2 separate regions of the Homo sapiens genome follow, and region 1 is linked to region 2. Evidence: chromatin contacts called from ENCODE Hi-C or POLR2A ChIA-PET data. All regions are on one chromosome and are shown on one strand. The core of a region is the stretch at or near the end of the contact, and the rest is flanking DNA. Distances in the headings are between cores, read along the strand shown.

Region 1 (2,895 bases), core at 3-2,502, 46 kb before region 2:
TGTAGTCCCAGCTTCTCGGGAGGCTGAAGTGGGAGGATCTCTTGAGCCTGGGAGGTTGAGGCTACAGTGAGCCATGATCATGCCACTGAATGGCAGCCTGGGCAACAGAGCAAGACTCTGGGGGTGGGGGGGAAAAAAGAAGAAAAAGGAGGAGGAGAAGAAGAAATTAAATGGAGAAAAGAAAGGGACCCTGAAAACTTAAAAACAGGGTTACAATGGACAGGATCACAGAGCTTCTGGGATAAAATTCTACTAAAAATGGCCAGGCGTGGTGGCTCATGCCTGTAATCCCAGCACTTTGGGAGGCCGAGGCAGGCAGATCGCTTGTGGTCAGAAGTTTGTGACAAGCCTGGCCAACATGATGAAATCCCCTCTCTACTAAAAATACAAAAATTAGTGGGGCATAGTGGTGTATGCCTGTAATCCCAGCTACTCAGGAGACTGAGACAGGAGAATCTCTTGAACCCAGGAAGTAGAGGTTGCAGTGGGCTGAGATTGTACCACTGCACTCCGGCCTGGGTGACAGAGCAAGACTCGGTCTCAAAAAAAAAAAAAAAAATCTATTTAAAACACTCAGAGTACCCCATTTTGAACTCGAGTATGGTTTTGTAATGGGAAGAAACGTGTTTCTTCTTTGATTAAATTCTGAAGGATAAAAATAAAGATGAACAAGAGGAAACAAATGAGATGACGAACAGAAGATGAAGGCAAAGAGAAGAAAAAAGACTACTTTTTTAACACTGTTAAAGACAGTGTTTGCAAATTATGTAAATTTTTTCACTTTTCTTTTCTGTTTTTCTCTCTTGCTTTGTTTCCTTCGTTCTAGCATTTAAACTCTGAGTTCCAAAGGGAAGTTTAAGTGCAATTTGGAAGTACGTTAAGTAAGACAACACCAGGTGGCAAATAGCAATTTAATTCTCCTTGCCAGCAGAGCTAAAGACTTAGTGTGCTCTTTATTAGGAGAGCTGGGGGTGGGCAAGATGCCTGGAGAGAGAGAGGGCGGTAGGAAAAGGCCATTTAGTGTGTGTTGTGATGAAGGATGCACAGCAATTGTTTGGGTTTTCAAAAGAAATTATTTTAATGCATGCATTAATTCTCCTTTTCATCTCACTGCCTGCCAGAAAATTGGTTGTACAAGCGTTCAAGGCATTTTCCCTGGACCAGATATTTACACAGGAGTACTGTGTTGACATTATGTGGCTTCGGATTTCAGCGGGCAGGCTGATGCCTCTTGGGACATGTAAGTGCAGAAGGCAAGGCCTGCCACGCCCGTGAGAAGGGAGCCAGCTTCAGAGAGGGCTCCAAGGTTCATATTTGTTCTCCAAACCAAGTCAAGGGTGGTACTTTTTGTTTTGAAAATATAAGGGTCTGCTTCTGAACTCTTCCATGCATTTATATCCTATTTGGGTTTTATCCAACGGGAAAATTGGGTTTGGGGGACCCCTAAAAACTGTCTTTTAATTTTTATGTATTTATTTATTATTTTTTGAGACAACGACTTGCTCTGTCTCCCAGGCTGGAGTGCAATGGCACAATCTCAGCTCACTGCAGCTTTGACCTCCTGGGCTCAAGGGATCCTCCCAGCTCAGTTTTCTGAGTAGCTGGGACCACAGGTGTGCGCCACCAGGCCCAGCTAATTATTGTATTTTTTTGTAGAGATAGGGTCTCGCTGTGTTTCCCAGGCTGGTCTCAATGTCCTGGGCTCAAGTGATCCGCCCACCTCAGCCTCTCAAAGTGCTGGGATTACAGGCGTGAACCATGGTGCCCAGCCTCCAAAAACTATATAGATGATGATAAATAAATATCATTTAAGATAAAGTATTGCAGTTATACTTTTGGGAAATAGAAAAAAAAAGATAGTCCGGAAGATATAGCTGTTGATACTGTTGTTATTTTGGCTCCTATGACCATTAGAATCGTCAGCCCCTCTCCCTCTGCAGAAGTCCCTGGAGCTCTGTCTTCATCCTTGGCAGGGAGACCCTTTAACTTTTTTCTTTATTTTTCTTACTCTTTTGTGAAGGCCATTGAGTATGAATTGAAGAAGCAGGTAGAAAGTTTTTCTGTTGGCTGGCTGCAGTGGCTCAGGATAGTAATCCCAGCACTTTGGGAGGCTAAGGCGAGAGGATCACTTGAGCCCGGGAGTTTGAGATCAGCCTGGGCATTGCAACAAGACCCCATCTCAGTTTTTTTTTTTTTAAAGGACATTTTTCTCAAAGGAACTGAATATAAAAAGAGAAACATGCAGATGCGGGGGATAATTTGGTAAGATTTGGAGAGTGGGCACTCTGTCCGACAGCCCCACTGCCATGAAACAGGTTATCCAGAGACCTGCATCTGCGGTGGTCATCCAGAGTGGCCCTCAGACAAACCCAGGAGTGCTGGTGCCTTCACCTCTCCCACCCTACCCTGTCCACAAAGCGGGTTGCATTGCCTCAGTTACAGGAGGAGACCACTGAGGTCTGGGCACAATTTTTTTTCTGTCACCCAGGCTGGAGTGCAGTGGTGCAATCTCGGCTCACTGCAACCTCTGCCTCCCAGGTTCAAGCGATTCTCCTGCCTCAGCGTCCTGAGTAGCTGGGATTACAGGTGCACGCCACCACACCCGGCTAATTTTTTGTGTTTTTAGTAGAGATGGGGTTTCACCATGTTGGCCAGGCTGGTCTCAAACAAACCTCAGGTGATCCACCCGTCTCAGCCTCCCAAAGTGCTGGGATTGTAGGTGTGAGCCACCGCGCCCGGCCAGTGCAGAATTTTTGCCCATACTCATGGCTGCTCATGTGTTTCTGTGAGGAGTCAGCCAGAATTTGGGCTGCAGAGATTCTAGGTCTGAAGACCACACACTATTTGGAATGTTCCTTTTAGAAAAGAATGCTGTAGGAGGCAATATGAAGACAT
Region 2 (2,714 bases), core at 80-2,579:
ACACAAAATAAAATAAAGTAGTATACATTCTAAACTAGTAGTATACTCTCCCAATGCATGAAAACAGAAACAACACCTATAATTATCAGTAATTGTTGTTGTGGATCCAAGTATCTATGTAAGAAGCAAAAAACCCACATCAACAGTTGTTGTCATCGTTGTCACAAACTTAATTACTGGCTAGAAATGTCTAGTGCTGCAGCCAAACAGCAGTAGGAGGAGCCTTTCCCATGGCTGAGTGGAAGGAGGGAAACCTAGACTATTTCTGGGTCTGCCTTGAGCTTTCTCTGCCGCCTTGGGCAAGTGACTTTGGCCCTGGGTCAATGTCCTGGAGTAAGATGGGGCTAACACCACTGCACTGATTTGCTGGGACAGGTGGTGGAAAGTGGTGGTCCAGGGCTGGGAGAGGAGAGGAAGGGCAATGTTTCCTAGGAGAAACTGCACTATGCTGGGGCAGCTGCGGTGCTGCAAAGCGCAGGGAGTGTGGCAAGCGGACGAACCTCGTGTCTTGTTTCCTTGTTTTAAGATTGGAGGTGGAGTGGGATGGATGGTCGATCGCCAGCTCTTCCAGCTCTTAAGTGCTCAAGTTCTGCGCCAACCCAGGGGAGCTTGATTGCTTTCACGTGTCTTGGAAACAACTGGCAAAAAAGAATTTCACATAGTCTGGAAAGGGCTTGGGACAGGGACCACTCTTTGCAGACATTTGTCATTCTTTAAACATAATGACATACATTTATTAAGGACTCATAGTCCATAACTAAGACAAAATGAGCTTCAGTTACGTTCCCTAACTCGGTCCACGTTCCTTTAGAACGTCTCAAGCCCGCATGTCACTCATCGCGGAGTCGCAGCCTTCCCCTGGGTTCGGGCGTCTGCGTTAAGCGCCGGCACATCGTGGGGATCCCCGCGTGAGATTTCTCTGCGCCGTCGGAATAGACTGTTCACGGATTCGCGTTAGGATTCCTTATGCTGCAGAACTTCAAAGAAATAAATGTATCAGAATTGCGATGTTTAAGTTCTAATCTATTTAAGCGGGTGGGTCAGCAGAGGGTCAACAGGAAACTTCAAGGTAAATAGTGGCCTCTGGAAAAGGCCCGGTCGCTCACGGCTTCCCCACTGTCTCCCCAGAGCAGACTATTAATTCTTGCGTTTCAGGCAGAACTGCCGCTGCCGGCCCTGCAGCAGAGCTAGGGAGCGGGCAGGGCAGAAACCCAGCCGAGCAAGCTGCAGGCTCGAGTCCCCGCGGGCGGAGAGGCTCGGGCTGGAGCCTCCGGGGCGGTGAGGAGGGGACTCACCGCACTGAGCACAAACTGCTTTCCCCGGGAGCGCCTGCACCCAAAACCCTCCAGTTCGAGGAATGGGATTAAAAGTGACAAAGAAAGGGGAAGGGGGGCTCCGTGGAGACTTCTGGAGGCGTGGAAGGGGCGTCCCCGAGGAGGGGCGACGCAGCCCTGCAGGGTGCTGGGCGGGCGGGGTGAAGGGGGCTGGGGGGCGCCTGGGCCAGGGCTGGTGGGGGCAGACGGCCGCCTGCCCGTGCTGGCACTGGGGCGAGGGGTCCCGCGCCCCCGGAGGGAGGGAGGGAGGGAGGGAAGGAGGGAAGGAGGTCGGCCCCCGAGGGCGGTGGCGGGGGCGCGAGCTGCGGTCCTGCGCTCCGCCCCGCGCGGGTAGCCGGCCGCGCCTCCCCCTGCCGCATGTGCGCGGTGTTGTGTGCCCTGCCCTGCTCCTCCCCCTCCCCTCCCCTCCCCTCCCCTCCCCTCCCGCCGTCCCCTCCCCCAGCGGCCCCGAGCGAGCGCCAGCGCCACACAGCCCCGGGCAGCCGCCGGCGAGCGCGCCGCGACGCCGAACAGGTGGCCGGAGGCTGCGGGCGCCGCGGCGGGGAGAGGCGAGGCAAGCCCCGGGCGAAGCGAGGCGAGGCGAGGGCGGCCGGGCCGGGCATGCGAGCTGAGCGGCCCCCCGGCGTCGCCGCCGCCTGCCCGCGCCCCTAGCCGCCCGCGCGCCCGAGTCCCCAGCGGCTCCTCCGCGCCCAGCGTCCTCGGTCCCGGCCTCGGCTGCTCCGGCTGCGCTCGGCGAGGGGCGCGGGCCCGCCCGCGGCGGCGGCGGCATGAAAGTGACCGTGTGCTTCGGACGGACCCGGGTGGTCGTGCCGTGCGGGGACGGCCACATGAAAGTTTTCAGCCTCATCCAGCAGGCGGTGACCCGCTACCGGAAGGCCATCGCCAAGGTGAGGGGCCGGGGGCGCGGGCGGGGAGGGGGCGGCGGCGGGGACGGCGCCGGGATCAATATGGCGCTTCCTGGAAGGGGGAGGAGAGGCGCAGGGAGGCGGGGAAAGGGAAAGTGCGGCCGGTCGGGCCTCGCGGGCGCCCCCCGCCCCGGACTGCGGGCGCCAAAGTTCTCTGCGCGGGCCGGGGCGCAGCCTCTGGGACACCCAGCCGGGTCCCGCGGCCCCCGCCCTCACCCTCCGCCCGGGAGCTCCGGCCTCGGTAGCGCGGGGCGAGCCGGGCAGCGGCGCATAGGCCGGCCCTGGGCGCCTCCCCGGAGTCTGCAGACCCAGCCAAGCCCCGAGCCAGCGCGCGGGGGGCGCAGGCCGGGAAATCCAGCCCCAGGCCTTTCCCGGCTCCCAGGCCCCGGGGGCACAGGCCGGGGACTGGGAACTTTTGGTGTGAGGAGAGTTTCGTGACTGCCCTTCCGACAGAGGCGGGTTGCGAGCCTTCTGC

The links. A loop is a pair of places that touch in the nucleus more often than their neighbours do. ChIA-PET counts read pairs that join two places held with the same protein, here RNA polymerase II (POLR2A).
Region 1: a map of prostate gland shows a loop between it and region 2 (3-fold over the local background). The contact joins the enhancer-like site here to the promoter of PARD3-DT in region 2. A Hi-C loop is called at or near these places in 2 of 168 maps with a recorded cell type or tissue (PC-3 and prostate gland). POLR2A ChIA-PET finds 5 or more read pairs at or near these places in 8 of 52 experiments (BJ, GM12878, H1 and 4 more).

Annotation. Positions count from the first base shown.
Region 1 is chr10:34,860,013-34,862,907 of GRCh38, reverse strand. No RefSeq gene overlaps it. Among named protein-coding and RNA genes, the nearest start is that of PARD3-DT, 46 kb to the right of the region's middle. Within about 2 kb of position 1,252, at least 5 of the 41 ENCODE cell types and tissues checked have a DNase peak (open chromatin) inside an H3K27ac peak, as active enhancers do.
Region 2 is chr10:34,814,383-34,817,096 of GRCh38, reverse strand. PARD3-DT (PARD3 divergent transcript) reads right to left here and starts at 1,329. Exons shown (of 2, transcript NR_108043.1): 1 at 1,296-1,329; 2 at 675-977. PARD3 (par-3 family cell polarity regulator) reads left to right here and starts at 1,801. Exons shown (of 25, transcript NM_001184785.2): 1 at 1,801-2,221. The coding sequence starts at 2,102. RefSeq lists silencers at 1,453-1,502, 1,593-1,762, 2,283-2,562.